Regions from separate parts of the Mus musculus genome. Here region 2 is linked to region 1. A link is a loop called in an ENCODE intact Hi-C map of the cell type or tissue named here. Cell type or tissue: heart. All regions are shown on one strand. Links, peaks and the distances in the headings refer to the core of each region. The heading gives the core; the rest is flanking DNA.

What was found. Hi-C counts contacts between places; a loop is a spot of excess contacts. Peaks named below come from ENCODE experiments on the same cell type or tissue, not always from the same donor. Only the 100,000 strongest peaks of a DNase experiment are listed, where the experiment ranks them.
Region 2: a loop joins it to region 1, with 2.8 times the contacts of the local background. A loop is called at or near these places in 4 of 42 quality-filtered maps.

What each region holds. Positions count from the first base shown.
Region 1 is chr1:170,989,612-171,006,307 of GRCm38, forward strand. No RefSeq gene overlaps it. Among named protein-coding and RNA genes, the nearest start is that of Gm10522, 14 kb to the left of the region's middle. In heart, for the core only: a CTCF peak has its summit at 7,353 (motif pointing left); DNase peaks (open chromatin) are centred at 7,350 and 8,850; H3K4me3 peaks cover 676 bases; H3K27me3 peaks cover 1,579 bases.
Region 2 is chr1:170,624,413-170,641,108 of GRCm38, forward strand. It overlaps the pseudogene Gm7299. Among named protein-coding and RNA genes, the nearest start is that of Olfml2b, 12 kb to the right of the region's middle. In heart, for the core only: a CTCF peak has its summit at 8,168 (motif pointing left); a DNase peak (open chromatin) is centred at 8,179; H3K27ac peaks cover 544 bases.

The DNA.
Region 1 (16,696 bases), core at 3,526-11,525:
TTTGATTTGGTGAGTGGTATTTTAAATAAATAAATGTACTTTCAGCCAACTAAGCTGTGAGAAGGCGCAGGACCCCTAGGGGTGGGGAAGGCACAGTCAGAGGTCCCTGCAAAACTGCCAGGAGTCAGCTTGGGGATCGACTGCTGCTGAATGCCTCGAAAGAGCTTGGAGAACATCCCAGGCCGAAGGAAAAAGGGCAGGAGGAGAGCTCTGGCTGGTTTCCACACGGACAAGAGACCTTGGCTTGCTCAGAGAGGTTGCTTGGCTTGGTGATGACTGTGGTTGGGAACGCAAAGAGGCCTCCTAGCGGGAGGTTAGATTTGTGGGTCTTTAGAGGGAGACCTGCTCCATTGCTCCAGTATGGTGGATCCCGATGAGAAGAGGCAGTCCATGGTTTTAAGGCGTTTATTGTAAAAAGGCAGAGAGGGAGAGAGTAGAGAAGTAGAGGCCAGCCATGGCCACATACAGAGAAGCGGTAAGGGAATGGGGAGAGAGGGGACAAGCAGGAAGCAAGAGTGAGAGAGAAAAGAGAGTAAGAGAGGGAGGAGGGGACAAACAGCCCCTTTTATAGTGGACCAAGCCTACCTGGCTATTGCCAGGTAACTGTGGGGAGGAGCATACATGGCTGTTGCCAGGTAACTGTGGGAGTGGAGTCCAGACAGAATACCAGGAGCTTGAGGCATTGCCTAAGTAACAGATGGTCACACACCTCTCTGCAGGGGCTGTGGGAGGCTGCATCTTCAAAAGGAGACAGGGGCCCAGGGGGTGTAGCCAAACACCTACCTTCCCAAGTAAGCAGAAGTCACCACCTACTAGGTCACTGGAGTTCAAGGCCTGTGCTTGACCAGCTACCATGCTGTCTGTGCACAGCTCACTGCCCCACAGTTGTCAACTTGACTACATTAGGAATTAACTAAAATCCAAAAATGGAGGCCACACCTATGTGGAATTTTTTGTTTAAGATGGGAAGAGATATCTTTAATCTAGGCCTCCACCTTCTTCTGGAAACCCAGGAGCAGAAAGAAGGAAGTTTTTGTTCTTTGACTGCTTGTCCTAACCTTGCTAGCAAATCCATTTCTTCACCAGCATTGAGCCTACTTCTTTGGGATTCCAGTGTATCCTGAAAACAAGCAGAGACATTGCTTCATGGATGGAGCAACTACTGCATTTTTGGACTCCCCATCCGCAGCCAGCCATTGTTGAGTTAGCTGGAGTGCAGCCTATAAGGCATTCCAATAAATCTCCTTTCTATATTCTAGTCTTGTTACTCTAGAAAATCCTGCCTAATACAGCTGGTGAGATGGCAAGATGGCTCACTGGGTAAATTCTCTCTCTCTCTCTCTCTCTCTCTCTCTCTCTCTCTCTCTCTCTCACTCCCTCCCTCCTCCCTCCATCTTCCCCTCCCTCTCCCGCTCCTCCATCTCTGTCTCTGAAATGTGTCTCATAACCCCAGTGACATAAGAAAAAGCAAAAGATCCTTTAGAAGGCCAGAAGTTTTCTCATCTCAGATGGACAACAACATGGGGGGCTGGGGTTCCAGAAAATCAACAGCTATTAAAGTTGCCTAAGACAAAAGGTCCTTCATCCTTGGTCTTAAGAATTTGAAGAGTGGATTTTGCAGACAATGCATGGAGGTGTTTTGTTTTTTAAAAAAGTTTTGAAAAGGAATTTATTTTAAGTTCCTTTTAATAATAATAATAATAATAATAATGATAAATTTCTTTAATAAATAAAATGAATTTCTTTAATAAATTTAATATATTAATTATCAATTATTTCATTCAACAATCATTTTTATAAATTATGAATTTAAATTAATTTAATAAAAAATAATTATGCTTAATAATAAGACATTCCTTTAATAAATAAAAGGAATTTATTTAAGAGGAATTATTTTAAAACGAGTTTTTTGGGTTTTTTTGTTTTTTTTTTTTTCTGAGACAGGGTTTTTCTGTATAGCCCTAGCTGTCCTAGAACTCACTCTGTAGACCAGGCTGGCTTCAAACTCAGAAAACCACCTGCCTCTGCCTCCCAAGTGCTGGGATTAAAGGCGTGCGCCACTACTGCCCGGCTTAAAACGAGTTTTTAAAAAGGAATTTGTTATAGGGTTATGGGTGAGAACTTAAGAGAAAGAAACCTATAGAGCCCCTGTGTACCAAGAGCAAGCCCCAAGAAGTAAGTTCTCATCAGGGGTCTTCATCTATGGGCTAATAAGGCTTTCCTGGGTTGAGGCACAGAGGATGAGTTGGTCAGTATAGTTGGTCCCCCATGAGATATCCATATACTTCAGTTTTGATCATATTCTCACAAATGGCCAGAGAGTTTTGTAAAAGGAGAAGAAAGATAACAAGAAGCCAGACACAATCACAGCTCCTTTAGCATTCTTGACCTCAGACCACAACAGAGCTAAGAACATTTTCAACCATGGACAAGAATTCAGGACCAGATTTGCCTCTAGCTCACAGAAATCCCCCTGCCGTTGCCACAATTAAAGGCATTTGCCACTATGCCCAGCCCAAAGCTCAATTGTATTCCAGGCTTCTCGCTGTCCCCAAGCCTTCCGTGCCATTGCCATGGCCCCTGGCCCTGTGGTGCTGCTTTATGTGAGCAAAGATAGCTTGCATTCTGCAAATCACACTCCCTCTTCAGAAGCCTTCCACAAGTCACACGGTGCTAACCTGTCACTTATAAGGGGAAAGGTCATCTAAGAGTGGCTGACATTCTGAGGTCTAGCCTGTCTATATGAACATCTTCCTCGAGAGGAACACTGAAGATGATTATGGGGTTTTGGTATTTTTTCTGAATTAAAAAAAATAGATTGTTGTGGTGGTTTGAATAAAAATGGCCCTCAAAGGTCTATAGAGAATGGCACTATTAGAAGGTGTGGTCTTGTTGAAATAAGTATAGTCTTGTTGGAGGAAGTGTGTCGCTGGAGTGGGCTTTGAGATCTCAGATGTTCAAGCCGGACCCAGTGTGGCATTTTTCTTCCTGCAGCTCTGGATATAGAACTCTCAGTTCCTCCAGCATCGTGTCTGCCTGCGTACTACCAGGCTTCCCACCATGGTAGTAACGGACCAAACCTCTGAAACTGTAAGCCATGGTTTTCTTTGTAAGCGTTGCTGTGATCATGGTGTCTCTTCACAGCAATAGAAACCCTGAGACTGTTTTGCCACTGTCTACTGCCCTCTGCTGAAACCAAGTGAATACTGCTCCTGTGTGACAAGTGAATAGGGTTCATGGTTGCTGAAGAAAGATCAGGTAGGTGGTTTAACATGAGAAACAGACAGCTAGAGAAAGCACCCAAGGAGCTGAAGGGGTCTGCAACCCTATAGGAGGAACAACAATATGAACTAACCAGTACCCCCCCCCCCCCGGAGCTCATGTCTCTAGCTGAATATGTAGCAGAAGATGGCCTAGTCGGCCATCAGTGGAAAGAGAGGCCCATTGGTCTTGCAAACTTTATAGGCCTCAGTACAGGGGAACGCCAGGGCCAGGAAGTGGGAGTGGGTGGGTAGGGGACTTGGGGGAAGGATATGGGGGACTTTTGGGATAGCATGGGAAATGTAAATGAAGAAAATACCTAATTAAATGAAAAATAAAGAAACAGACAGCTATATGTAGGGGGTGGTTCTGATGTTTTGATCCAGAATCTGTGTGTGAACACTGAAGGTTCTGTTCCCCAGCCTGTTCTAACTGCACAGGGAACAATGTTCGCCATCAATCCACAGATGGAACAGCATGAAATGTTCAAGTTTCTACAAAGCAAAAGATACAAGTAAAGAGACGCGAGTATAGGATGGGAGGGGGACCTTTGGTAAGTACATATCTAACAAAATTAATGTCTAGAATATACAAAGGACTCAAGAAACTGTATAAGAAGAAACCAAACAACATTATCAGCAAATAAACTAGAAAGGCAAACAGACAGTTCTCAAAAGACAATGTGCCAATGGCCAAGAAACATATGAAAAAAAAAATGTTCCACATTGCTAACCATCAGAGATATGCAAATTAAAACTTGACGGAAACTAGGTGAGGTTGTGCATGCCAGTAACCCCAGCACTCAGGGAGCAGAGGCAGGAAGATACGGAGAGAAGCCAGACCTCACACCCTGCTGGTGGGAATGTAAATTAGTCTAGCCACTATGGAAGTCAGTGTGAAAGTTCTCAAAAATATGAAAGTAGATCTGTTACCACAATCTTTGGGGTCATCCAGGGTCCTAGCATCCCCATAAAACCATGATCAGCCACCCACTTTCACTAGGCCAATTAAAGAGACAAATTAGCCAGGTGGTGGTGGCACATACCGTTAATCCCAGCACTTGGGAGGCAGAGGCAGGCGGATTTCTGAGGCCAGCCTGGTCTACAAAGTGAGTTCCAGGACATCCAGAGCTATACAGAGAAACCCTGTCTCAAAAAACCAGAGAGAGCGAGAGCCGGGCGTGGTGGCGCACACCTTTAATCCCAGCACTCGGGAGGCAGAGGCAGGCGAATTTCTGAGTTCGAGGCCAGCCTGGTCTACAAAGTGAATTCCAGGACAGCCAGGGCTATACAGAGAAACCCTGTCTCAAAAAAAAAAAAAAAAAAAAAAAACAGAGAGAGAGAGAGAGATTAATCATTTAAAAGTAGATTTATTCAATGCAGCCATCTTAGGAAGAGAAACTAGTTTGGGGACCCCCTCAGAGCAATTTGGGGGGTCCTAGCATGGAGTTTAGAGGCAAGTATTAGTAAAAGCAAAGAGAGGAGGGAAAAAAACAATGGGTCTGGTATCGGACTCTGACTCGAGGGTACTGACACGAGCTTTGGTCTCAATAGAAGAAGATCTGAGGCAGAAAGCAGGAGGAAATGTATAGTTAAGTCTTCATGGTCAAGGTGTGATCTGGTTGGCCATTCTCCCACTATGACTCTGCATAGTGGCCCAAAGACGTGGTTACAAACATTATGCAAAGGATAGGTGAAGGGAGCAGTTCTGATGTTAAAGTCCTGTTCCCCAATTGGTTCCGGATTTGTCAGTAAAGAAGGCCAAGGGGTGATTGCTGGATGGAAGGTATAGGTGGGACTTCTGGGTCCCAGGAGGAAAGGGAGACACAAGAAAGGAGAAAGGGGGTCTTTTTGCCATGCTTTGGAGGAAGAATAAGGCAGCAACCATGTGAAGTCATGGGAGGAGCTTGGGCCTATGGCCTCTGCTACAGGCAGGTGGCCAGGGATGTTTGGAAGGGGCTAGGTAGGACTAGCCACTGAAGTTTAGGGCAAGTGGAAAGATGGAGATAATAAATTGGTAAGGGCACACTTTTCCAGGTCGGAGATAATAACACCCGGCAATTGTGGCTAGAAGGCAAGTTGTAGAGGAACAAACTTTGCTCATTCACCTCTCAGAGCAAAGGGGATTGGAACAAATGGGAATCCAGGAGTGGCTAGTAGCATGGCCATGTTCTCAGGCAAAAGCAGTAGCTTTAAACCAGATAGGTCTGATTCTTACAAGATGATCACTTCTTAGAGAGTCTTTGTCATCAGAGATAACTCTCTTCCTCTATAGAGTGGGCAGTCTTTCCATGGAGCTTTGCTCTTCTTGGAATCCAGGGCAGTCATAAGCTCAGGACAAGGACTGGACACCTTATGGCTCCTCTGGTATTGCTGGAACAGGACCTTGTACAAGGTAAGTTTCAGTTACTCTTACTTTTGTGTCTCTAGCCTTGATGAAGGATGAGGTAGGTTAGGCACCACCCGTTTTTATGTGGACACTCTGGTTACCATAGCTATGCAGAGTGAAATAGGAGAATTCAGAGTCAAGGCAGACACACCAGACTTTCTGTCCTGCTTCCCATTACCATGCAGGGCGGAAGGAGTCAACTCTTTTCAGCAAATCAGTTCTGAGTATGTGTTATAGAATCATCTTTCCCAGCTTCCAGTCCATTTTCTCAAAGCACTATTCATCTCAAGCCCATGTATCCAGTTCTAGAAAAGACTTCTACAGACAGCCAGATATTCCTGACCAAGCCACTGGCATGATCAATAGATAGCCCCTGCCCACCCCAACACACACACACACACACACACACACACACACACACACACACACACCAGATTCTAAATACCCACACCTCTCCCTTAAATTCACCCCAGCCAAACTTCTTTCCATTGTCTTCCCACATAGAAGAATGGCACCTCCTGAGCCAGAAACCCAGATGTCATATGTGATGGTTTGTATATGCTCAGCCACTATTAGAGTACCACTATTAGAAGATGTGGCCCTGTTGGAGTAGTTGTGTCACTGTGGCTGTGGATATAAGACCCTCATCCTTTCTGCCTGCAAGCCAGTATTCTGCTAGCAGCCTTCAGGTGAAGATATACAACTCTCAGCTCTGCCTACACCATGTCTGCCTGGATGCTGCCACGCCCTCACCTTGATGATAATGGACTGAACCTCTGAACCTGTAAGCCAGCCCCAATTAAATATTGTCTTTGACAAGATTTGTATTGGTCATGGTGTTTGTTCACAGCAGAAAATCTCTAACTAAGACATCATGGTTGGGTCTCTCTTTCAAAACTCACATCCAACTTTTGGCAGTTTTTCTTGCTAAACATCCTAATCTTACTTACACCATTTCCCCCTTAGTCTTAATCGCCTTCATCTGCAACCAGAGCCGTTGCAACAACCTCACTTGTCTTTCCCTCAGTCTTACTTCTCAACCTGTCTGTTACCAGAATAGTCTTCTTAAATCCCAAGTACACTCTGCTGTTTAAAATGATGAGTGGTACCCCGTGACCTCAGGGTAAAGCCCAAACTCATCATGGCCTGTAAGGCACACAATGGTGATGTGCAAACACCTTTTATAGTCTACCTGCATCTCACTATGCTGCACTCCTCGCTCTCAAAAATGCAACGAATTTAATGGACAGAGGTCCATTTTATCTTATTTTAACATTCTGCCTATAAGATGCCTGTTCTGCCTTCCTAAAGCTAATGGGTTCAAGAAAGTTTAGCCATTTGCATTGTTTCAAGGAACATGGGAAGACCTTAATAGAAATGGAGGCTTTCCCATCTCAGGTGTCTGGGTTCTTTGTCTCTGTAAACCCAAAGCATAAATTTCATAGGCAACAAGAGGAGGGTGTGTGTATAATGTTTATTATAAGTTATTTGTAAGTTCAAGAGATTGGAGGCAAGCAGAGCTCACGTATAGCAAGAGTATGTCCCAGGTGAAGGATTACCACCAATGATCACTGTCTAGGGATTAATAAAGCTTTTCAAGGTTGAGGCATAGGAGTGAGCTGGTCTGCTGGTCTGCTTTCCAAGGGCTGGACTCTGGCAGGCTTCCTTCCCCCAGAGCTTGGCAGCAGTGAACAGTGCCCTCTAGTGTCCTTATGCAGGCCTCTGAAATTGGTACCCTAACATGGTGTCTTAGTCAGGATTTCTATTCCTGCACAAACATCATGACCAAGAAGCAAGTTGGGAAGGAAAGGGTTTATTCCGCTTACACTTCCTCGTTGCTCTTCATCACCAAAGGAAGTCAGGACTGGAACTCAAGCAGGTCAGAAAGCAGGAGCTGATGCAGAGACCATGGAGGGATGTTACTGGCTTGCTTCCCCTGGCTTGCTCAACTTGCTTTCTTATAGAACCCAGGACTACCAGCCCAGGGATGGCACCACTCACAATGGCCCCTCCCACCCTTGATCACTAATTGAGAAAATGCCTTACAGCTGAATCTCATAGAGGCATTCCCTCAACTGTGGCTCCTTTCTCTGTGATAACTCCAGCTTGTGTCAAGTTGACACACAAAACACATGCCAGTACACACAGCATGATTCTTTTGTGCTTCTGGAAAATAGAGAGTATAACTATGCATAGTTTTTAGTTAGTTCTACATTTTCCTGTCCTTCAATCTTGGCAGAAGCCTGAGTTTTAGCCTTTATGGTCATCTAGAATTAAGGATTCCTTAGTGCTTAGTACTGGCCAACATTATAGCCCTCAGCCTGAGGTCTGGAAACCCAGTCCCTCTAGACTCTGCTGCATTAAGTAGAGTCTTTGAGTTCTGGAAGAGAGCATCACTAGGTGGCTTCCTACAGCAAAATGACAGAAAACAGAAAACAGCTTACATAGACCCCCCCCCAAAAAAATGGCTTTACCATGTGGCATACCAAGTTTCTTAAACATGTAACTATAAATTATAGATAACGTGTAATAATATTGTTGCTGGTGGTGAAACCTTTACCCAGTGTTTCTAGTCTCTCGTCATCATCAGAAAACCTTTTTCTTTTAATGAGGCAAAGTAAGGAATTAGGAGGAAGTTGATTTCAGAACGAAAGTGCACACTCAGGCAGTGGGTGAGGCCCCCAGAAATGGTCACACTGCGCAGAACTTTGGGCAACATTTTTAGGGCAATCTTTAATGCAGGGAAAGAGTATCCATGAGTTAAGGCAGAGAAAAAAATCAGGGAACCACAGGGATGGGCTGGGATCCCTTTCGTTTCCCCGACAGGGCTACTATCCATTTTTGTCTTTATATGGAGATTTCAGATATGACATAGCAACAGATGCATGAAGGGAAAAGGGCATTTTACAAGGCTAATCATATAGAGACGTCATTCTGATGAGGTAAATGACAGTTGCCATCTCTGCTGGGCCCCAGTCAGTTTTGGGTGGTCTTGCTTTTCCTGTTTAAGGAACGTACCTCTCCATGACTGCAATCTGCTGTTGCAGCAGTCTCTAGCCTACCACAGTGCCCGCAACAGTGCAGACACTTCCTTCTCTTTGCCTCGCTCTCTTCAACACGTCAGCCACTTTTCTTTTCTTGTGAAAGCATGCTGAAGCTGACCGCAGCAGCTCCGGGCAGCGTGCGGTGCAATAGCACCATGTCCAAAGACTGACAGAGAACTGGCCAATCCTTGTACCTCAGGATCCAGCAGAGTGGGATTTGTTGGCCCCAGCCATGTTCACGTGATCAGCGCGATGCCTGGCAAGAGAGTGGAATCCTATGACTGCCTCAGAGCGACGGTTCTCAAAATCAGCCTCCGCATTGCTTAGAAACTTGCTGGAGATGCAAATTCTCAGGCCCTACCAAACTTAGAAACTTTGAAAGAGACCCAGCTCTCCAGATGACTCTGCTAGAGCGCAACTTGGAGAATTTCTGGCTTAAGCTAACTGAAAATGATTTCCTGGTGCCAGGAAAGCTTGAGTCTCCCCTAAATCTCGTGATCACCACATACTGAGAAAGATCGTGTTTTGTTACAGTAGTAAGTCAGGGAATTAGAACTGACTGAAGGGGGCAGTTCTTAGATGGGCTTCCATGATTCAGTCTGAGTGGTCCAACAAATGGCTGTTTTTACAATGGAAAGGCTTTGAACTAATAGTTCAGTCCACAAGACTAGGAACCTCCCCGGTGCCAGCCTGGTGCTGAAGGCCAGGAATCTTGCTAGTGAGCCACTTGTCTTCAGCCCACAGTGAAAGGCAGAAGAAACTAGGCTCTCATGTCAGTGAATGACGGAGGTGGGTGTCAGCTATGCAGCAACAGGGTAGGTGAATTTGAAAGCGAGGCGTATTGTAAAAAGGGGGTCTTGTGTTTTGTTTTAGTTTTTTCTTTTAATGTCTGCTTCTCTTTCTTTCTTAAAGATTTTTATTTAGAAGTTGTATCTTGGGTATTCTAGGTTTCTGGGCTAATATCCACTTATCAGTGAGTGCATATCAAGTGACTTCTTTTGTGATTGGGTTACCTCCCTCAGGATGATATCCTCCAGATCCATCCATTTGCCCAAGAATTTCATAAATTCATTCTTTTTAATAGCTGAGTAGTACTCCATTGTGTAAATGTACCACATTTTCTGTATCCATTCCTCTGTTGAGGAACATCTGGGTTCTTTCCAGCTCGTGGCTATTATAAATAAGACTGCTATAAACATAGTGGAACATGTGTCCTTATTACAAGTTGGAACATCTTCTGGGTATATGCCCAGGAGAGGTATTGCTGAATCTTCCAGTAATTCTATGTCCAGTTTTCTGAGGAGTCACCAGACTGATTTCCAGAGTGGTTGTACCAGCTTGCAATCCCACCAGCAATGGAGGAGTGTCATTGGTAAAAGAGGCCCCTTGGTCTAGCAAACTTTATATGCCCCAGTACAGGGGAATGCCAGGACCAAGAAGTGGGAGTGAGTGGGTAGGGGAGCAGGGCGGGGGGGAGAGTATAGGGGACATTTGGGATAGTGTTTGAAATGTAAATGAAGAAAATATCTAAGAAAAAAAGAAAAAATATTTTTATTTATTTTATAATAAATAAATGCCACCACAAGACAGCATCAGAACCCATCACAGATGGTTGTGAGCTACCATGTGATTGCTGGGATTTGAACTCAGGACCTCCAGAAGAACAGTCAATGCTCTTAACCACTGAGCCATCTCTCCAACCCAACACTTGCTTTTCTTACAAACAATAACCAGCTCTCTTAACTCCCTGTCAGCTGTCCTCCCAGTGTCCAGTGCAGCCCCTACAAATGTTCCTCCTTCAGTTTCCCTAAATAGTCCCTTCTCCCAACCATTGTAGCCTATCTGCTACAGCCTCTCCCACCTCAACTCACTCCTAAACTATCTCCTGCACCAACTGCCTTCTCTTCCTCCTCTGCTGGCTCAATCCTCTTCCTCAGCCTCTGCTGGCTTTTTCATACCCTTTCCTGCCAAGGGTCATGCAGGAGGAACAGCAAATGGCTTTAGAACTCACGGAATGCAGCCCACAGGTTATCACAGCCACATGGGTGGGCCTCAGGGTGGCACGGCCCTGAGGACCACATGTGAGGCCTGCTGCCCTCACATCATCTTAATCTAAGAATTATGAAAATTCTAAGGGAGCTTCCAGTCCCTCACTGGGCAGTGTCTCTGGCACTCACAATACTAATGCTTGATCTCTTTCAGACATTGCTGCTGGAGCAGATTAATGATTCAATCACCACCCTAGAGAAGAACTTAGAGACACAGAGTGTCAGCAGTGACAACCACCCTTAGAAAACATGTGGAAAAATAAACTTGTTAGTGAAGCTAGTTGAGATGTTTTTACTACTGGCTCTGATATATATATATATCAGAGCCAGTAGTAATATATGATATATATATATATATATATGTTAAAAATAAATAAAAAAATCTTAGGGAACAATATGAAGTTCAGAAAGGCACATGGTCGGGAACAAGAACAATGACAGCACTGGCTGACGTGACTCTCACTGAAGCTGGACTGGTAATAATTGATTTCTTATATCCACTTTTGCCCTCAACTTCCTGATATGATTTATTAAGAATTGTTAGCCGGGCGTGGTGGCACACACCTTTAATCCCAGCACTTGGGAGGCAGAGGCAGGCAGATTTCTGAGTTCGAGGCCAGCCTGGTCTACAAAGTGAGTTCCAGGGCAGCCAGGGCTACAGAGAAACCCTGTCTCAAAAATACCAAAAAAAAAAAAAAAAAAAAAAAAGAATTGCTGATGAGTAGATATGCATTCTGAGGATTTACAGTAGATATGACTGTTTTTTATATAAAAGTTAAGATTTCTTTTAACATTTTTACAAGATTACTTTTAAAGATAAATAACAATTGCTCCTTTCTTTGTAACTGCAGATTGTTGCCTGCTAGTAAGAGAAATTGGCTTAGAAAACTCCCTTGCTTGCTTACACTTTGTTAATCTATAACAAGTTGCCTGGTTGTGAATGTACATGGGTTTTGGGGAATAATTTGTTTTCTTTACCTGTACTACATAGTTATTTCTTGTAAAGGTATTGGATAACACACTGTTTTCCATAATCATTTTCATAATCATTTACTGGAAGAAAACTAAAATGTAATCACATTGTAATTGCATACTGCTTGAAAGATTTTGCTGGGATATGTAAGCTATGGAAGAAAGAATGTATGGCTGGGGACTGGCGAGATGGCTTCACCTCAGAGGTTAAACGCACTGGCTGTTCTTCCAGAGGTCCTGAGTTCAATTCCCAGCAACCACATAGTGGCTCACAACCATCTGAAATGGGATCTGATGCCCTCTTCTGGCCTGTAGACATACATGCAGACAGAACTCTGTATACATAATAAATAAATCTTTTTTTAAAAATGTGTGGCTGGAACATTGTTTCTTTCTGTATATGGGTAAAGTTTGTGAAAATGGGGGTTGCAACAGTGTTCCTTTCCATCCATCAACTGTGTGCATGTATGTACACATGTAAAGCTTGTCTGGGTATGGCTTGGAGCTCACTCTATCCACCCATTGTGTATTTATGTATGCACGTGTATGTGTGAAATTCTTGGAGCCTGCTTGCTGGAGCTTTGCTCTAACCATTCTCTATGTGAATGTATCTGTGTCCCTCTGTTAGCACTCCTTCTAGGCTCTGTCCAGCAGTTACCTGGCAACAGTCAGGTGTGCCTGACTCACTATAAAAGGGGCTGCTTGCCCCCTCCTCTCTCTCTTACTCTCTTATTCTCTCTGACACCCTTCTCTCCCTGACCCCTTTCTCCCTCTCTTCCCCTCCCCACTTTGTGTTTCTGGCTGGCCTCTCTCCTCCTCCTCCTCCTCCTCCCTTCCTAACTCCCTTTCTGAATAAACTATTTAATAAATAAATATATTCCACACTATACCCATCAAATGGCTGATACCGCAGGGGGAGGGGATTCCTCAGCCTGGGCCTGCAGAGGCACCCATCCCACACCTCACCATACCTAGCTCTACAGCCATAGTCTCTCCTTCTCTTTTTTAAAACATAAAACACCATCTGTAGATCTGTATGCATTTATGTATGTGTGTATGTATATATGCATGTATATTGTGTATATGAAGTTACTGGACTCTGCCTTTTGTTTCATACACCATGTGTGTGTGTGTGTGTGTGTGTGTGTGTGTGTGTGTGTGTGTGTGTGAATTTTCTCTCTTTCCTTCTCTTTCTCACTGGCTCCAAGGGGTTAAAAGAGTTCAAAGAGTTAAAAGTTCTGGCTCCAAGGGGTTAAAAGAGTTCAAAGAGTTAAAAGTTTTCCCTGCTGGCCATAGAAAGTGCCAGCCCCAGTAAGTTAAGCATTGTTCCCTCTGCTGAGTGACTTCTCTAATCCCTGGCTGTCTTTGGCAGCAGCCCCTGTAGGTATCTGGATCCAGCCCCAGCAGCAGCAGCTCTAAGCGTTAACTCCTAACAGCTGCCTGCCTCAGTTTACCCACCATGTGGATGCCAAAGCCAGTCATTGAAATTCAAGAGGTAACCAGCACTGAAGGTTATAGGGTCAAGCAGGGTGTTGTTGTTGTTGTTGTTTGGTTGGTTTTTAGTTTTTTAGAGATAGGGTTTCGATGTCCTGGAACTCACTCTGAAGACCAGGCTGGCCTCGAACTCAGAAACCCACCTGCCTCTGTCTCCCAAGTGCTGAGATTAAAAGCATGCACCACCACCAGCAGGGTCAAGCAGTTCTAACAGCTAAGAATTCTTAAAGGGCCAGGCTCACAAGATAAATCACACTACAGCATACCAATTTACTTGTAGAATGGGATGCCAAACACTCAAAAAGCAAAAGCTTTTCCCTCAGATCTCAGAATACCTGGGCTATCACCAGCAGCTGCTACCCACATTTACAGTGGATCTTCCCATGTCAATTAACCTAATTAAGAAAGTCCCTTACAGATGTAGCCACAGGCTCGTCTCTTAGCTGATCCTAATCAACTTGACAACCAAAAGTAACAGTAAGTTAAAAAGAAAAAAGCAGAAATGGCTATGGAGTAGACAGGCTCTGTCCAGGGAAAGTTGCATCTTTGACTGTTCAGAATGGCGCACACCTTTCATCCCAGCAGAGGTAGGGAGATCTTTGAGTTTGGGGCCAGCCTGATCTACACAGTGAATTCCAGGACAGCCAAATGTAGACAGACACTGCCTCACCTCACCCCAGCCCACCCCCCAAAAAAAGAGAAAAAAAAAAAAAAAAAAAAAAAAAAAAAACGACCTAAGCCATTTAACAATAAGACACTCAAAGGAGAATCAGTCACATCCACTCACCACGAGCTGAAGTTCCCTGAGAAAGGAAAGTCAGTGCTGAAGATGCTGAAGTCAGTCTGCGGTGGAGAGAGACACTGCCCTAAGCTATCTCTTTCAGCAGTCTGAGCAGAGTCCTCCTCTTTAAGTGACCTCCACTAGACCAGACTAGGGTCCTTGCCTTCATCACAGGAAAGAATTTCCGACCTTCCTAGTATCAAGAGTTGGAGAGTTTATTAAAATGCATTTATTGATTGGTTGATTGGCTTTTTAAAAACACAATATGTAGTAGTATTTGTAGTCTACACAGAATATCTAAGTAGTCCTGGTTGACCTGGAACTCACGATGTGGACCTCTGCCTCTGGAGTGCTAAGGCATGTGCCACCAGGCCTGGCTTTATTGTACTACGGCTGGAAGATATCTTGCTGGAATTGATTCTCTCCTTCTGCTACGTGGGGCCCCAGTGCTCACATTTGCATCTACAGACCTGGCCACAGGTACCTATTTGCTGAGTCATCTCAATTTCTCTGTTTTTGTTTGTTTGCTGTTGCTGTTGTTGTTGTTGTTGTTTGAGACTGGTCCTCCTTTATGTAGCCCTGGCTAGGCTGGAACTCTCTATGTAGGATAGGCTGGCCTCAAACTCAGAGACCCACCTGCTTCTGCCTCCCTAGTGCTGAGATAAAAAAATGTGTCTGGCTCAAAATATTTTAATAAAGGATATAAGACATGTCCTAGTATGAGTCTATGTTCCTCAAAGGAGAGTCACAGTTACGTGTTTTAGGATCAACCCTATATACCAGTTTGGTGGCTCTCAGATTGTGTCTCAAGAGGTGGTTAAAATTCCACCCACCCACACCCTCTCTTGCTAAGTGAGATTCTAGGGTTGCTATGGAGGTAGTTATAACCCGAAAAGACAAAACCAGAGGCCACTTGGAAGTGTCCTTTCCTATAAGTGAGGTTTCTGGTGTAATGCCTAGAGAATCGTAGTCTTGTGGCTGGAAGAGGGGAGACCTTTGGCAGCTGTGAGCTGTGCTGAAATTCTTGCTTCTCTGCTGGTAAGGTTTCTCCCCCTTCTCATCTTCCCTAAAGTTTCTCTGTCTCTCTATCTGCCTCAGGATGCACTAATTAAAAATTAAAATAAAACAAAATAGTATTTCCTTTTTTTTCCCCTTCAAGATAGGGTTAGCTCTGGCTATGATAGAACTCCCTCTGTACTCCAGGCTGGCCTCAAACTCACAGAGAACTGCCTGTCTCTGCTTTCCAGTGCTACCATCACCTCCTGGTTTCCACTTCCTTTTCAAAAACTAAGTCTTCATTTCCCTATCAGGGTCTCTGGGTATTTTGTGTCATAATAAAAGCAAGAATTCCACTTTTATAACAATTTTTACATGTTAAAGGTTTTGTCTGTCCAACATCCCCTAAAGACCTTCATTTGGATTTTCAGGAAGGAAAAACTACCACTTTCTACAGTGTCGTGGGGTAGAAACAGTATACCCAGCTCCCTACTATCTCATCCACAGCTCCCTGATAAACTCGATTAATCTTTTAGAAACCTTGACTCAGGTCAGTTGGGTACTCAGTGCTTTGGCCTAGACAAGAATTTCAGGGCTAGTCGGTGTGAAGCAGAGCCGGAGTCTAATAAAAAAAAAAAAAAAGCATAGATTTCAGCACGAGAGTTCAGAGGAAGTGGGGAGACATAGAAGCAACAAGACACACCTAAAAGCAAGAGTATGGGTTGTCTGAGAGTTTTCCCACACTTTCACAACATTCAAATACACCGTTTTGGTGGATTTTGAAGTTACCATCTGAAAGGTCTGCTAAGGGATGTAAACAAGGGGGGAGGGGGAGGGGGCTGACAGTGTTGGGGTCCAGAAGTCACCTAGCAAACCACACAAACGCAATCTCAGTAGATGGGGGTAGTTTATTGAGCATACACCCCAGGACTGAAGTGTATGCTCAATAAACTATCCCTATCTGACTGAGACCAGGATTCAGGCTCAGGAGCTGAACAGCACCATTGATATAAGATCCTACAAGGTTTTTAAGCCTAAAATCCACAAACATCTGTGCCAAGTTATTCCACCAATCAGGGTTTAAAGAGTTTCCTTTGGAACATGTCATTTTTGTACACTTAGCCTGCTCCCATTGGTTGGTGTATTCAACTGTGGCAGGGGACTTGCCTTGTCTAACATTCATGTCTTAACTTGCCAGTCAGGGTGTTAGTTACCCACCAACCAGGATGTCAGTTGCCCACATGCATGTCTCTTTCTGCCAAGTAGGATATCAGTTTCCAGGGAGGCCTTGGGAACTGAAAATTTTCTCAACTCCTAACAAAATGGAATTCTTATTTCAAATAGTTTGTTATATTGATGCAGGTGTCTCTGTTATGTTGGGATCCATCCTAAGGGTCAGCTTATAAAAGCAAATACCATAAGAGCTTATGCACAGGTTCAGGAAGTGCTGCTGGGTGGATGGTTTGACCTTAACACTTTACCTAGATGGTAACAACAGGCTTCCACATAAAGGAACCGTCTAGCTCACCTGAATGCATGATAGTAAGGCATCTTTACTATAAACAAGGCCGGCACTCTTGGTTGAGATTCTCAGGAAAAGGAATGAGGTCCTGGGACCCAAGAGCATGCGCATACAGTCATTAGTCCTAGTTCACTGCTATTTGGGAATAAAGTATCTCTACATAAAAGGATATCATGTTTATGCTAACACT
Region 2 (16,696 bases), core at 4,406-12,405, 360 kb before region 1:
ATAAAATATTAAAAATGAAACATTAAGAAATATATTCAAAAGCCCTTATATGATACCACCTGACATAGTGAGCGAGTGTTTAAAACACATTATATACCTGTGTACATTGTCTAATAATCAGTTTACTTAAAAAAGATTATCAGTGTTTCTAGGAGAGAAATTATTTTATCAGTAAGTATATTTTAAAATTTCAAAATAGCAAAAACTCTTTGAAGTTAAACATTAAGAAAATGCTAATTTCAAGCACAGTGACAAAAATTATCAATAATATTTCCATGATGTTTGTAGAACATGATTTCAATATTTTCAACTGTTAATATTCAACAAACAGAATAATTATTTTAACATATATTTCTTTTTCATTTCTGATTTTATTAATTTGATTTAATTAATTTTCTGTCTCTGAGCCCTCTGGTTAGTCTGGCTAAGGGTTTATCTATCTTGTTGATTTTCTCAAAGAACCAGCTCCTGGTTTTATAGATTCTTTGTATAGTTCTTTTTGTTTCTACTTGGTTGATTTCAGCCCTGAGTTTGATTATTTCCTGCCTTCTACTCTTCTTGGGTGTATTTGCTTCTTTTTGTTCTAGAGCTTTCAGATGTGCTGTCAAGCTGCTAGTGTATGCTCTCTCCAGTTTCTTTTTGGAGGCACTCAGAGCTATGAGTTTTCCTCTTACCACTGCTTTCATTGTGTCCCATAAGTTTTGGTATGATGTATCTTCGTTTTCATTAAATTCTAAAAAGCCTTTAATTTATTTCTTTATTTCTTCCTTGACCAAGTTGTCATTGAGTAAGAGCGTTGTTAAGCTTCCATGTGTATGTGTGCTTTCCACTGTTTTTGTTGGTATTTAAGAACTACCTTAGTCCAAGGTGATCTGATAGGGTGCATGGGATTATTTCAATCTTCTTGTATCTGTTAAGGCCTGTTTTGTGACCGATTATATGGTCAATTTAATACCATGAAGAAGGTACCATGAGGTGCTGAGAAGAAGGTATATTCTTTTGCTTTAGAATGGAATTTCTATATATATCTGCTAGATCCATTTAGTTCATAACTTCCATTAGTTTTACTGTGTGTCTCTGTTTAGTTTCTGTTTCCATGCTCTGTCCATTGCTGAGAGTGGGGGTAGAAGTCTCTCACTATTATTGTATGGGATGCAATGTGTGCTTTAAGCTCTAGTAAATTTCTTTTATGAATGTGGGTGCCCTTGCATTTGGAGCTTAGATGTTCAGAATTGAGAGTTCATCTTGGTAGACTTTTCCTTTGACCAGTATGAAGTGACCTTCCTTGTCTTTTTTGATAACTTTAGGTTCGAAGTCCATTTTATTCGATATTAGAATGACTACTCCAGCTTGTTTCTTGGGATGGTTTGCTTGGAAAATTGTTTTCTGATGTTTTACTCTGAGGTAGTGTTTGACACTGAGATGTGTTTCCTGTATGCAGCAAAATGCTGGGTCCTGTTTAAGTATTCAGTCTGTTACTCTATGTCTTTTTGTTGGGGGATTGAGTCCAGATATTACTTCCTATTATTTTTGTTGTTAGAGGTGGAATTATGTTTGTGTGGCTATCTTCTTTTGGGTTTGTTGAAAGATTACTTTCTTGCTTTTTTTCTAGGGTGTAGTTTCCCTCCTTGTATTGGTATTTTCCATCTATTATTCTTTGTAGGACTGGATTTATATTGTGTAAATTTGGTTTTGTCATGGAATATCTTGTTTTCTCCATCTATGGTAACTGAAAGTTTTGCTGGGTATAGTAGTCTGGGCTAGCATTTGTGTTCTCTTAGGGTCTGTATGACATCTGCCCAGGATCTTCTAGTTTTCATAGCTGCTGGTGAGAAGTCTGGTGTAATTCTGATAGGTCTGCCTTTATGTGATACTTGACCTTTTTCCCTTACCGCTTTTAATATCTTTCTTTGTTTTGTGCATTTGGTATTTTCATTATTAGGTGACAGGAGGAATTTCTTTTCTGGTCCAGTCTATTTGAAGTTTTGTAGGCTTCTTGTAGTTCATGGGCATCTATTTCTTTAGGTTAGGGAAGTTTTCTTCTATAATTTTGTTGATGATATTTACTGGCTCTTTAAGTTGGGAATCTTTACTCTCTTCTATACCTATTATACTTAGGTTTGGTCTTCTCATTGTGTCCTGAATTTCCTGGTGGTTTGGGTTAGGAGCTTTTTGTTTTTTGCATTTTTTCTGATTGTTGTGAGAAATTGGTATCTTCAGCACCTGAGATTCTCTCTTCTATCTCTTGTATTCTGTTGGTGATGCTTGCGTCTATGACTACTGATCTCTTTCCTATGTTTTCTATTTCCCTTAGTGATTTCTTGTTTGTTTCTAGTTCCATTTTTGGTGGTTTTGTTCATTTCCTTCTCCTGTTTGATTGTTTTCCTGTAATTTTCCTCTTTAAGGGCTTCTAGCTGTTTACCTGTGTTTTCCTGTATTTCTTTAAGGGAGTTATTTATGTTCTTCTTAAAGTCCTCTATCATCATCATGAGAAGTAATTTTAGATCCAAATCTTGTTTTTCTAGTGTGATAGTGTATCCAGGACTTACTATGGTGGGAGAATTGGGTTCTGATGATGCCAAGTAACCTTGGATTCTATTGCTTATATTCTTATGCTTGCCTCCTGCCATCTGATTGTCTCTAGTGCTACCTGTCCTTGCTGTCTCTGACTGGAGCCTGTCCTTCCTGTGATCCTGGATGTGTCATAACTCCTCAGATTTCAGCTGTCTCTGTGATCCTGGAATTCTGTGATCCTGTGATCCTGAGATGCTGGGTGTGTCAGAGCTCCTGGGAGTCAAGGTGCCTCTGGGACCCCGATATCCTGGTGTGACCAAGCTCCTGGGATCCTGAGATCCTCTGATCCTCTGATCCTGGGTGTTAGAGCACCTGGGAATGGAGCTTCCTCTGGGTGTTGTGGGACTGGCTGTGGAGTTCACGTCCAAGGTATGCCTAGTCCTGCAATCTTGTAGTCACTTTTTGTGCCTGTCTTGATCATTGACAACCAGGTATTCATGGTTCATCTAACTTAGCTACCAAACTAGGGAGTTCCCAGTCATCCACCTTCCTGTTTATGATTGGTAATGTGACCTGAGATAGTCACAAAAGTGCTTTGCTGACATCAGGCATAATGGAAGGGTTTATGGGGGCAAACACCAGACAAGTTATGTGGAGTGCCATGCTTCCATACCCTCTCCACGTGAGTGCTCCTCAGGATATCAATAGATTCAATAACCTGGAAGTAAGGCAGTCAGGGACCACCAGAAAGGGGAAAATGCAAAATAATTCTGAACCCTTGACCAGTTACCCATTAAAAGCATGCTTTTCATGAGCATCGTCTTAAAACACAGATTAGCCGACAAGCCCAGAATGTTTACAGACCAGGCATGCTATATGACACCATGCAGACACCATGACCACACAGTGACAAGCAGACAAGGGGAGAAACTGCATCCCATAAAATGTCCTCCGTAAGACCCATACTCATTTCAGATGGCAGATGATCTCTCAGAGCAAATTCACAACATTCATATAAATTTTGTTTAGTTTTGTTTTGTTTTATTTTGTTTTTGAGAAAAAGGGCTCACTGTGTAGCCCTAGTTGGCCCAGAACTCACAGCCAATCCTTATACCTCTGCCTCCAGAATGTTGGAATCACAGGTGTGAACTGCCATGCTCAACAGGATCTGCTCTTAGTTGACTTACAAATCACTGATATTGGAGGTTGCAGAGTCGAGCAATCCATTATCAACTTTTCACCAGCCTACTGGTGTTTATACCACAGATATGTGGGTTTTAAAACTGCCTACATTTTTAGCAAAAATGTAAAGGCCGCTTTTGCTAAAAACACCAGTTCTTCACTTTAGCATGAAAAGATAAGATAAGGGGCTGGAGAAACGGCTCAGCAATTAAGAGTACTGGCTGCTTTTCTGGAGGTCCTGAGTTCAATTCACAGCAACCACATGGTGGTTCACAACCATCTATAGTGGAATCTAATGCCCTCTTCTGGCATGTAGGTGTACATGCAGATAGAGCACTCAAATGCATTAGATAGGCACTCAAATGCATTAGATAGGCACTCAAATGCATTAGATAGGTAGATAGGTAGATAGGTAGATAGATAGATAGATAGATAGATAGATAGATAGATAGATAGATAGATAGATAGATAGATAGACAGATCTATCAAAAGAGAGAGAGATCGGCTCAATGACTACAGTGGGATGAAAAGCTTGATGTCTCTGTCTTCATGCTTTGTCTGTTCCCTGCCTATTTGAATCTTTCGATTCTACTTAGATCTACATGTAGACAACATTAAGCACCTAGAAATTAACATATAAAAATCAGTAGCCTTCCTATCTACACATTACAAAAAAAAATCAGGAAATAGTACCTTTCATAATAGCCTCAAAAATAAACAAGCAAACAAACAAACAAACACAAAAACAAAAAGTCTTGGGATATCTCTAACCAAGCAAATGAAAGACTTGTATGTATAATACAAACTTTAAGGCACTGAAGAAATCAAAGAAGACACCAGAAGATGGAAAGACCACCCATGCTCATTGTGAAAATGATCATCTTACCAAAAGCAATATAGAGATTCAGTATAATCCCCATCAAAATACAAGCACATTCTTCATAGAAATTGAAAAATAAAAACTTCAACTTCCTAGGGAAACACACACACCAGGATACCTAAGACAATCCTAAATAATCAAAGCAATATCCATATTTCAAGCTATATTACAGAGATACTGTAATAGATACAGCATAGTATTGGCATAAAAACAGACATGCTGATCAATAGAATCAATTATGAAGACTCGGGCATAAATGCACACATATATGGACATCTGACCTTTGACAAAGAAGCCAAAAACACATGCTGGAGAAAAAAAAAACTTCAATAAATGGTGCTGGTAGAACGGGATGGCTGCATGTAAGAGAATGCAAATAGATCCATGTTTATCACCTGCACAAAACTCAAGTCCAAGGAGACACTTCATCCCTGGCTCACCCTCTCCAAAAACAGCCTTAATTGATAGGTTGAGATGGGATTCACTGGACCTAGAATTATTTATAACATCTGGAAAGATTGTATCAGAGTTGTAAAGATTAAATGAAAGTATCAATTTTCAAATTTCCAATGGAAATAAGAAGTGATTAATTGTTTTATATGTTATATATTTTACATATAAAATAACAAACGTAACATTAGACTTCTCTATTTATTTTTAATGTTGGAGTTTGCACTCCGGGCCTGGCATATCCCAGGCAAAAACTCTACTGCTGAGCTACCTTCCCAGACCTCATTAACATTAATGGAGGGAATGGGAAGAGTCTTAGCTGAGCATTACCGAGAGCTGAAGTCTGCCTAACACAGTGAGATTCCCCATTCTCAGTGTCTCAGCTTAGTGATGTTCTTCTCAGTATCTCATACCATTCTTCATCCTCAAGCCTGGGCTAAGATGGAGTCAGGTTTGTATGAGAACCTTTTTTTTTAAAATTACATTCCTGTGTGTGTGTGTGTGTGTGTGTGTGTGTGTGTGTGTGTGTGTGTGTGTGTGTGTGTGTACATGTGCATGTGAAGGTCAGAGGACAACTTGAAGGAGCCAGTTCTCACCATTAACCATGTGGGTCCCTGGCTACTCAGGTTGCTAGGATTAGAGTCAGGAGACTGTCAGTGTCTTTGTAACATACTGAACAGGTGTCTGAAATTGCTTTTATATTTTAATTGTGAGGATGTTCACACTTACGGCTATAAAGAGCGTAAAGCATTATTTTCAGTTATTTGTGATGAGCTTTCTGGAAGACATTGGCATTTGGAACAACAAACAGAGGAAGCAAGATCTACCCTCAGCCTAGATAGAGTAAATAGATTTAAAAAAAAAAAAAGTTCTTATCTCTTCTAGAGCTGGGACAGCCTTGTTCTCTGACATCAGAATCCCAGGATCTCAGACCCTCGACTTCATACTGAAAGTCATGCTTAGCTCTGATGGTTCCCAAGGTTTTGGATTTAGACTGAGCCAAGGTGCAGGTGGCAAAGCATGGGACGCGCGACATCTGGAGTGTGTATAAATAGGACTCAATGGGCAGGGAAGGCACATTTGCATGGCTAGCCTTACAACGATTTGTTTGTTTCACATCTTCGTCTTTGTGTTCCCTGATCTTCACTTTGTTGAGAGGAGCCCAGCAGAGAGCTTCTCCTGAAGTCCAGGCTGGTCCTGGTCACACCTGCTGGCTCATGCTTATTCGATGGAGGCCTGGTGGTTTCTGCTGAGTCATGCCACCACTACTGATTCATGTTTGGTATCCTGATACTATTGAATTACTACTGGTATCCTGACAAAAAGGGATTGGAATTGCCCTAAAGGAACTATTGTAAATGGATCCACATCCCCTTGTCCTATTTACCATCTTTTCTCCCCTACCTTTGGATGGTGGGCTAGAAGGGGGGGGTGTCGAAGTATTTGAAAACTCTTATTAAAAGTTGGCTTTTTGCTCTTCCTGTAAGCGGCCAGAGGTCACCTGCCAAGATGGTTCGCTACTCTCTTGACCCAGAAAACCTCACAAAATCATGCAAATCAAGAGGGTCAAACCTTCGTGTTCACTTTAAGAACACCCGGGAAACTGCCCAGGCCATCAAGGGTATGCACATCCGCAAAGCCACCAAGTATCTGAAAGATGTCACTTTAAAGAAGCAATGTGTGCCATTTCGGCGGTATAATGGTGGAGTCAGTAGGTGCGCCCAGGCCAAACAGTGGGGCTGGACACAGGGTCGGTGGCCAAAAAAGAGTGCTGAATTTTTGCTGCACTTGCTTAAAAATGCCGAGAGTAACGCTGAACTTAAGGGTTTAGACGTAGATTCTCTAGTCATTGAACACATCCAGGTGAACAAGGCACCTAAGATGCGCCGACGAACCTACAGAGCTCATGGCCGGATTAACCCATACATGAGCTCCCCTGCCACATTGAGATGATCCTCACTGAGAAGGAACAGATCGTTCCAAAGCCAGAAGAGGAGGTTGCACAGAAGAAGAAGATATCCCAGAAGAAATTGAAGAAACAAAAACTCACGGCTCGGGAATAAATTCAGCATAAAATAAATGCAGATAAAGTTTTTTAAAAGGTTGGCTTTTTAAAAAAATCGAAGCCTACAGTACCCCTGTGAGGAAGACCTCCTGTACACTCCCCAAGATGTGTCTGATTCCCTCTTCTCTACGTCTCCCCAGAGGGATGCATGCTCTTTTACAGAGATGGCTGCGCCCTGGAGAGAAGGAGCCCATTAGACCTGGGCTCTGCCTCTTAAGGGGCATTGGTTCTAGAAAACCCAAAATGTCGCTGTAGCCTTCCAGTCAGTCAAGAGGTTTGTGGAAGTCGAGTGACTGAGCGAGTTCTTACCTTAGGTCTGACACACAATTGGTCCAGTGAGTTCTGAGACTTCTCTGTGGTGGTTTCTCCAGGTGTTAGTACATGGTTAGACTGGGCATGCCTGGTCTCTGACAAAATCCACACAATGGTTCCCAAACCTATGGGAGAGCCATTAGAGTGAGAAAGATTAACTAGAAGCACTAGAGGTGTCTCTGTCTAGGAAAATAGTGACCCAGAAGCAATGCTCCATTCTGAACGGGATTGCAGAATGTGTGGAGAAGAGGACTAGCCTCGTGCAACCTTCAAGTCTTGAAAGGTGCAATGGAAGTGGTGTGGTTTGTTTGGATGGGAAATGGGCCCTACAGACTCACATCTTTGAACATTTGGTCCCCAGACAGTGGCTCTGTTTTTGTTTTGTTACGGAAGCTTTAGGAGGTGACCCCCACCTCTTAAGATCTCACAACGGGGGTTCAATTTCAGCTAGAGTTTGGGGGGGGGAGATATTTAAACCACAGAAAATTCTTAAGAAAAATATACAATGAGAGATAAGTTTCTTCCCCCCAAGAAGTAGAAAACAGATAAAATAGCACAATCACACTGGCAGACCTGGGCATGAGACAGTTTTCCTGACGCCTGTTGGCCTTTACCCAGATGAAGGAGAGGGAAGGAGGAAAAGAATCTGGTTGGAGTTGGAGGAAATGAACTCAGATAGCAATGTGATGGGTTTTGGAAAATGACACCAGACAGCAGGTGTCACTATACCCCAAGTCTGAAAGCTGAATCTTCCAAAGTTGAGTGAGTGCCATCTGCTGGCTGGGCTCCGTCCTGCCATGCCTCTTCCTGCAGGGCTGTCCTAGAAATTCTGCTTAGGCTAGAGATTCAATAACATGCTGGACACCTGTGCATGACTCCCTGGGAATCCTAGCAGTACGCCATCAAATTCTATGATTGAAGAGCCAGCCCTTTGAGACACCAGGGAAGTTAAGCCCTTTAAGCCAGGGTTTGCAAATTTGTACTAAGGTAATTACCAAGTTATAGGGAAAGAAAAAGGCTAAGCAAAGTAGAGTATATACCCTGTAGTGGTTTGAGTGCGAATGCCCCCCCCTTAATAAGCTCAAATATTTAAATGTTTATTTCCCAGTCGGTGGTCAGTTTAGGAAGGATTAAGGGGTGTGGCCCTGTTGGAGGAGCTGTGGGCTTTGAGGTGTCAAAAGTCCGTGCCAGGCCCAGCTTCTCTCTGTGTCTGTTGTCTTCAGATGGGGAAATAAGCTCTTAGCTACTGCCACAGTGCCATGCCTGCCTGCTGCCATGACCCCCACCATGATGGGTGTGGATTAGCCCATGAAGCTGTAAGCAAGCCTCCAGTTAAACTCTTTCTTTTATAAAGTGCCTTGGTCATGGTGTCTTTTCACAGCAATAGATCTGTAGCTAAGGTATACCCTACCCAAAGACATTCAAATTCATAAACGAAAACAAACGAAAAATAATAGTGCTGGCCTAGTTAACACATCTGCAGCCTATGACGAGCCATTCGTTCAGGTAAAAGGTGAGCGAGTACCCAACATCATTGAGCCTCGAATGCTGAGGACACACAGAGCATTGGTGGAGATGCTAGAGGCAGGGTAAACAGAGCCATTGATGGAGATGCTAGAGGTAGGGTAAACAGAGCCATTGGTGGAGATGCTAGAGGCAGGGTAAACAGAGCCATTGGTGGAGATGTTAGAGGCAGGGTAAACAGAGCCATTGATGGAGATGCTAGAGGCAGGGTAAACAGAGCCATTGGTGGAGATACTAGAGGCAGGGTAAACTGGGCCATTGGTGGAGATGCTAGAGGCAGGGTAAACAGAGCCATTGGTGGAGATACTAGAGGCAGGGTAAACTGGGCCATTGATGGAGATACTAGAGACAAGATGCTATTACATCTTCCGTTGATGTAATTTACTTCTTTCCTCATTCAAAGGGTACCAATTGCCCAAGGGGTGGGACACAGTGCAGGAGACTTAGGGAGACCATAATCCAGCTTTGTCTTCATGAAGCTATCAGACACTGGAGCATGTGACCTGAGTTCAGCAGTCTGAGAATTTCAGAGGTTTGTGAAGGTTTTCAAATGCTTATACCATTTTTTCCCCATATCACCTAGACTGACTTTTCTTTAGTAGGACCTTAAAATAATTCTCTTTTAAAAAAAAGTTTAGGCTCAAACAATAATCATGGAGTAATGAGTTTTACATTTTTAAAAATTTTTAATTATAGGAGTGGGTTTTTGTTTGATTGCTTGCTTGTTTTAAACTGTGCATGTGCATGTGGGGTGTGTGTGTGTGTGTGTGTGTGTGTGTGTGTGTGTGTGTGTGTGTGTGTGTGTGTGAGTGTGAGTGTAGAGCCTGAGAATGCCAGAAGATCCCCTGGAGCTGAGGCTACAGGAAGTTGTAAATGCCTGACATGGGTACTGGGACCCAGACTCAGGTCCTCTTTGAGAGTAGTATGTACTCTTGGCCAGAGTCATCTCTCTACCCCACCCCCTATATGTTGTTTTTCTAACACACTTCAAAATGAAAACCAAAACCAAAACAAAAACCTAAAGAGCAATTAAAATTAAAAGTGAGCATCTAGCACCTGAAATATGACCAAGTGCTCCGGACAGAATAAATGTCACATGCTGGAGAGCAGAGAAACCTCACTTCACAGGTGTGAGTGTACCAGGGTTGACTCGTGAACAGATAAGCCCTGGGTTCTAGGTGGACTAAGAACTGTGCTCTGATGATGCACACTCGGTGAGTTTGTTTTCTCTCCCATGGCATAAAGGAAAAGGTGTCTGTTTTCCCGGCATGGCTTAGAGAAATGGGGAGAGGTCGTAAACCATCCTCATCCTACAGCCAGCTACAGTTCAACAACCAGGCTCAGCTGAGACAGGAGACGTCCACCAAGAGTGACCAGCGAATTCACTCATTGCAGCCAACCTTGGGATAGCCAGGCTACCCCTCCCCTGTCCCTTACCTGGCATACAGTAGCTCTCCAGTTAGAATTTAGGGATTATCAATTAATTAATACTCATTAAACTAGAATTTAAGGAAACAGGATGCAGAGTTGTTGAGAATCATACCATGAAAATACTTTTCACCGCTTAGGTATTCGGTGATCTCTGCAGCAAACAATGGCTTACAGGAATGTGGAAAGCTACATGCAAGGCCATTGTGTTTGAGAGCATTCAACAGGATCAATAAATCAAGCTCCTTGGTTTTGCTCAAGAATCTGGCATCTTGGGAACACCTTAAATCCCAGCACTTTGGAGACAGAGGCAGGTGGATCTTTGTGAGTTCAAGGCCAGTCTGGACTACAGAGCAAGAAAGCCAGGGCCACACAGAGAACCCCTGTCTCAAAAACAAAAGAAAAGAAAATGAAAGGAAAAGAAAAAAAGAAAGAAAGATAGGTGGAAGGAGGGAGAAAGGGAGGCAGGAAAGAAGGAAGGAAGGAAGGAAGGAAGGAAGGAAGGAAGGGAGGGAGGGAGGGAGGGAGGGAGGGAGGGAGGGAGGGAGGGAGGGAGAGAGAGAGAGATTGAGAGAAAAGAAAGAAAGAAAAAGAAAGAAAGAAAAGAAGGAAGGAAGGAAGAAAAGAAGAGGAAAACAGAAAGAAAAGAAAAGAAAAAAAGAAAAGAAAAGAAAAGGACTCAGCATCTTAGGTTTAAAATGAGCCACTTGGAAATCATCTGGTCAAACCAATTTCTTGGCAAGATACAAAACTGAGGTCTGGGGCTTCTCAGAGAGGCCAGTGCCTTCCCAGGTCCACACAACTGAGGTGGCAACTCTGAGACCAGATGCCAGGTCTCCTGGGCTCAGCTATCTTACTACCCACAGACTACATTCATGTTTGTATAGTTCTGTCATTTTGCATGTAGTGGTTAGAATATCTTTCAGTGTGGAATTGTAGAAAGACTGTCTGTGGGCAAGGTGCTATTAAAAGCCAACTGAACACTCAGGATGGAGCAGAACTGGAGTCAAAGCTGGCCCTAGACATGGGCCACACAGAAAGACGCAGAATGGGATGTCAAAAGGAGGGGCGGAGTGGAATGCAAGAGAGGTATTTTATTAATGTATTTCCTCTCTTTATCTTTCCTCTCTTGTTTTTCTTTAAGATCATATCATGTTCTCCTCCTTTCAAGAGAGCTTGTTAGAATCAAACAGTATTTTCTGTCAGCCTCGGGCATCTACACAGCAAAAAAATGTGTAATAGCACACCAAAAATGAATCGGCAAGGAATCAAAACGTACCAGTAGAATAAATCACTTAACCACAAAGGAAGACTCAAGAACAGGAAAAAGAAGTAGCAAAGCTAGACCAAAAAATAGTTATAAAATGGCTCTTCTTACTGCGAGAGAAATTCATTCATTGCTCGAAGCTGCCTTTAAAAACAAAACAAAGAAAACCTAGGGATGATGACAAAACTCCAGCAGACAAGTGTTCAACAACTCACAATAGTGAAAATGTGTGTGTGTGTGTGTGTGTGTGTGTGTGTGTGTGTGTGTGTGTGTGTGTGTGTGTGTGTGTAGAAGGGTGTGTGTGTGTGAAAGTCAACCCTGTGACGGAAAAGGTGGGATGGAGAGTGAGCTGCCACAGGCTCCTGCGACTCCTCTGATCTGCCTTACAGAACATAAGATCTAAGATGGCTCCATCTCCCCGTGTTCACAGAGGTCCTCACAGATGGCGATATTCCCCCCAACTCCTTCTAAGTTCCCGCATCAGCCTCATCAGGCAGGGCTTTCATTGGAGCACAGTGACGGTGTGACAAGATATGATTGGGCAAGGATTTAGGGGCTTGGGATTGGCTCAAACACTGTATATAAACTTATGCACTGGGCAATAAACTCAGACCTGCACCCTGATGTTGGTCTCTGGAGTCTGATTGCCAGGGACCAGTCACGTGGCTGTTGCTTTTCACTCCCCCCACCCCCCCGCCCGCCCCTGCCCCCGTCCTCGGTCCTGTTCCCACAAAATGGTCTTTTTAAAAAATACAGTGTGATCACGCAGTACCAAGCCCATTCATAACGCATATGTTTCCATGTATCTATGCTCTAGCACAGTTCTTTGGGGGGAGGGAGGGATCAGGGAGACAGGCTCCTCCCTCCAGAGCTTTCAACCTTCTGCAGCCCAGCAAGGGGCCAAGTCAAGATTCAAGTACCATGTGCTACCTGCTAGGTAGTAGGCTTACCTGCACTTGAGGGCTGCAGCTGAGATAAGCAAAAGATGTAATAGGTGAGCCAGGCAGTAGCGGTGCATGCCTTTAATCCCAGCACTTGGGAGGCAGAGGCAGGTGGATTTCTGAGTTCGAGGCCAGCCTGGTTTACAGAGTGAGTTCCAGGACAGCCAGGGCTATACAGAGAAACCCTGTCTCTAAAAACCAAAAAACAAAACCAAAAAACAAACAAACAAAAACAAAACAAAACAAAACCCAAAGTAATAGATGTGGAGTCTCTGAGTCTGTATAGGCCTCCATTATTAAAACAAACACTCAGTTTCATCCACTTATAGTCTCTTTCAGATTCATGGCTTTAGAGTCTCTAGTCTACGTTGCTTTTAAACCTCTGGGGTGTGTGTGTGTGTGAGAGAGAGAGAGAAAGAGAGAGAGAGAGAGAGAGAGAGAGAGAGAGAGAGAGAGAGAGAGAGAGAGAGAGAGAGAGAGAGAGAGAGAGAGAGAGAGGAGAACCATGGTAGGAGTGGAGCAAAGTTGATCACATCAGGACTAGAAGGGGAAAGGAAAGAAGCAAGAGGGTCTGAAGGGTTCCACTCTCCTCTTGAGGGTTCACCCTACTGTCCTGAAGACCTCTTACTAGGTCCAACTCTTAAAGGTTGTACCGATCCCCAATCCCTAATAGTGCCACAGGCTGGGACCAAGTCTTTACCCCATGTGCCTTGGAGCAACTCTATCAATTGTCCTGTTACCATGACAACTGCTTGATTAAATCCAACGTAAGGAGAGCAATCTTATTTTGGTTCACAGTTGAAGGTTATAGTCCACAGTAATGGGAAAGTCCTAGCGGCCAGAGTGTGAGGCAGCTGATCACCGGGCACCCACCGCCAGGAACCAGGGACTGGTAAATGAATGCTCAGCTGGATTTCGTTTCTTTATTCAGCCCAGGCAGTTGGGCTACCGAGCAACCCGGCCAGCACACCTGCTTTCACAAGGCTTTGCCTCAAACCTCACTGTGAAGTCTTTGAGTTGAATCTCTGAGCTAAGCTCCCCAAGATCACCAACAAAGTAGAACCTGGCTCTAGAGTCTCTATGAAATCAGAGCTGCCCAGTAGGGTGGAGAGACATTGAGCTGGGGACAGATTCACCAAGGTGGGAGCAGGAGGCTGTCAAAGATAATATGCATCTGGGCGTGTTGACCAAGTCTCAAGGGGTATGGAGGAAAAAATGTCCTTTTGTGGAATACATGGAGAATGTGAGAAAATAGAAATTCCAGCAACATATTTTGGCTCAGAATCCAGAACCTAAACAGCATGCCTTTATTGAAAACATAATTCCTACTTGATAGGCACATGGCAATTTTACTTTGATTGGCTTAAAATCTACATTTTGCTATATAAAACTTGGTTTAATAAAAAGAGAAGTCTCCAGGGTTGGCATAGTAAAGAAATATAAATTGTCCTTTAAAACTGGGGAAATCAAGAGAAGAAACACATATTTGACTTTTAAAAAAGAAACAAACAACAAAACAAAACAAACACAAAAACTTTGGTGAAAAAAAATTCTTTTGTGTCTGTTCCTAGGATCCCATGTGAATAATCTGTGTGTGCGCACCCATGTTTATGGAGACCTGGCATTGATATTGGGTGCTTCCTCCCACTATCAACTTCGCCTCCATACTTTGAGACAAGGTCCTTCTCTGGACCCGGAGCTCACTCATTGGCTAGCCTGGTTGACCAGCAAGCCCCCAGATCCTCTGCCATCCACTGTTGGAGTTACAGGCACACACCACTATGCCAGCTTTTTGTGTGAGTGACAGGATCTAAACTCTGGTCCTTTTGCTTATGCAGGGCGCACTTATCTTCCGAGCCATTTTCCCGGTCCCTAGTCTCATAATCCTGAAGTCCGAGGCCACATTGTGTGCATCCTCGCGTGCTATGCTCAGCGAGTCAGAGCACCTGGTCCATCATATATATTCAGGAATCGAGTTGAGCCGAATTGAAGGAAAGAGAACTCAGATCAAGGGCAGAACAAAGAGCAACGCAGAGCGAATGAGGAAGAAAGACTTCATTTTCGTCTGAGCTCTCCTTCGTCCCTCCCCAGCATTTATTGGAGTTCCCTGGCCTGGCTCCGACTCTTAGCCAGCCAGTGAAGGGAGATGGCAGAATGATGTTGCTCATGGGACTTTGCTCTGCTCTTTGATTCTGCTAGTGTGGGGCAGGTGTTTTTTCTAAATTACACACAGAGGTGGCAGGTCATTTTTAGCCACCAGCCCCACCTGGCAAATGAAGCCTTGGTTGGCAACAGACAGACATTTCAGAGGAAAGCCAGGGGGCTTCTGGGTAAACTGGAAAACAGATGCTCCTGCCAGAAGCAAACTCTGGGGAGGGAGTGATGGTTGAGGTAGCAAAGCAATCCCTAGCATCTAGCAATGTGCTGGCAGGCAAAACTGGGAAGGGTCCCAGGTCTCTGGGAGCTCAAGTGGCACACACACACTTAGGGCTTCAGAGACCCCGTTGAACATTTTCACAGTGTGTCCCACTCCAAATCCATTTCCGCATTTGTAAGAGGAAATGATGTCACCAACTCTGGGACTGAACATCACTTGATACCTGGCACAGGCTTAGCACTGGTGCTGAGTTGCCATCATGCAGTCTCTTGGTGACTTCACTGGTTAGGCACGGAGGGCGGTATTTACTTTATACTACCATGCTGAGGGCAGGGACATGGAATCAACAGGCTCTTAGTAAGGGATTTAGGGAGTCTACAGTAGGTAACTCTTGCTCTTCAAAAGCCAAACGAAGCCTAACCTGGTATCTTCAGATCAGGGTGCCAGGTCAGCATGTAGAAGGATGCTGTGGGATATACTCTGCCGTGGGATATAGATCTCTGAATGATACATCCCAAAGGATGCCTGGGAAATGCCTGTAGATGTGGTATTGGCCATCTCTGACTGCTGGCTCAAACACCAGTAAGGAAAGGGTATTTAGTAAAAGTAGCTTAGTGGTGGAGCACAAGCCTAGCCAGAGGGAGGCCCAGGATCCAATAAGAAAAGACGGAGGGAAGGAAAGAGCAGGGAGAGGAGGAGGAAGGGAAGGAAGAAAAATTGAGGGGAGACTTTTCTTACTATGGGTGCAGGGCTCTAAAATTACCCCCTACCACACACACACACACACACACACACACACACACACACACACACACACTAAATGGGCATTTGTTGAATTTGGAACTCACCCACAGTTAGAACAAAGGTTAAAAAACAAAAACAAACAAACAAGCAAGCAATCAGGATCAAAAAGATGGACAAAACCCATCATGTTTTTCGGTGGTTAAAAATGTAGAAGCTCATACTTGAGCTAAAAAGAAAAAAGGAAAAGAAAAGAAAAGAAAAGAAAAAAATCACCGAAGTGGAAAGAATAGAGGAAACCCACTTAAAACTCACATAGGAAAAACAAAACTACATTAAAAAAAAATCAATGTGAAATGTGCTTGCCAAGAGCTGAGGTGGTTGCTGCTGCATGAATGAGAGATCTGTGCCAAAGTGCAAGAGTGGTGACCAACACCAGTCACCCTTGCAATGCAGAGGCTGCTGCAGAAAGACTGCCATGGGTTCCAGGCAGGAATGGTTCTGGGCTAGCCTGGGCTACATAGTTTCAAACTCGAAACCAAAATAGAACAAAATTAAACTTTTTAAAAAGGTCTGAGTTTAGAAAGATAAAAACTGACTTCTCTATGTTTTGCCCTATCTTCAAACTGAGGCCTTTCTAGGGAGAGAGAAAAATTAAAACAAAACCCAGAGTACTGAAGCATCTAGGAAACAACGTGGTCTGAGAAAGCGAGGAAAATAGAGGGAGATCGGAGAGCTGGCCTGAGAATGGGTGCTTTAGAAAGCATTACTTCGTATCATTAAGGGAAAGAAATGTGTTTCCCTCTGGTGGGACCCCACTTAGCCATATTCTATCTAGGGCTATAGGGCTGAACATTTAAAAGATACTTTAAAAGAACTCTCTATTCCAGATGAGAAACAGAAGAGACATGTGGTTTCAAGGACAGCTGTTGCAGCTCCAAGGACCACCACCATATTCAAAGAGAAGAGGGAGGGGGTAACATCAGATATCTTGACTTTCCCAATGCTCTCTCAT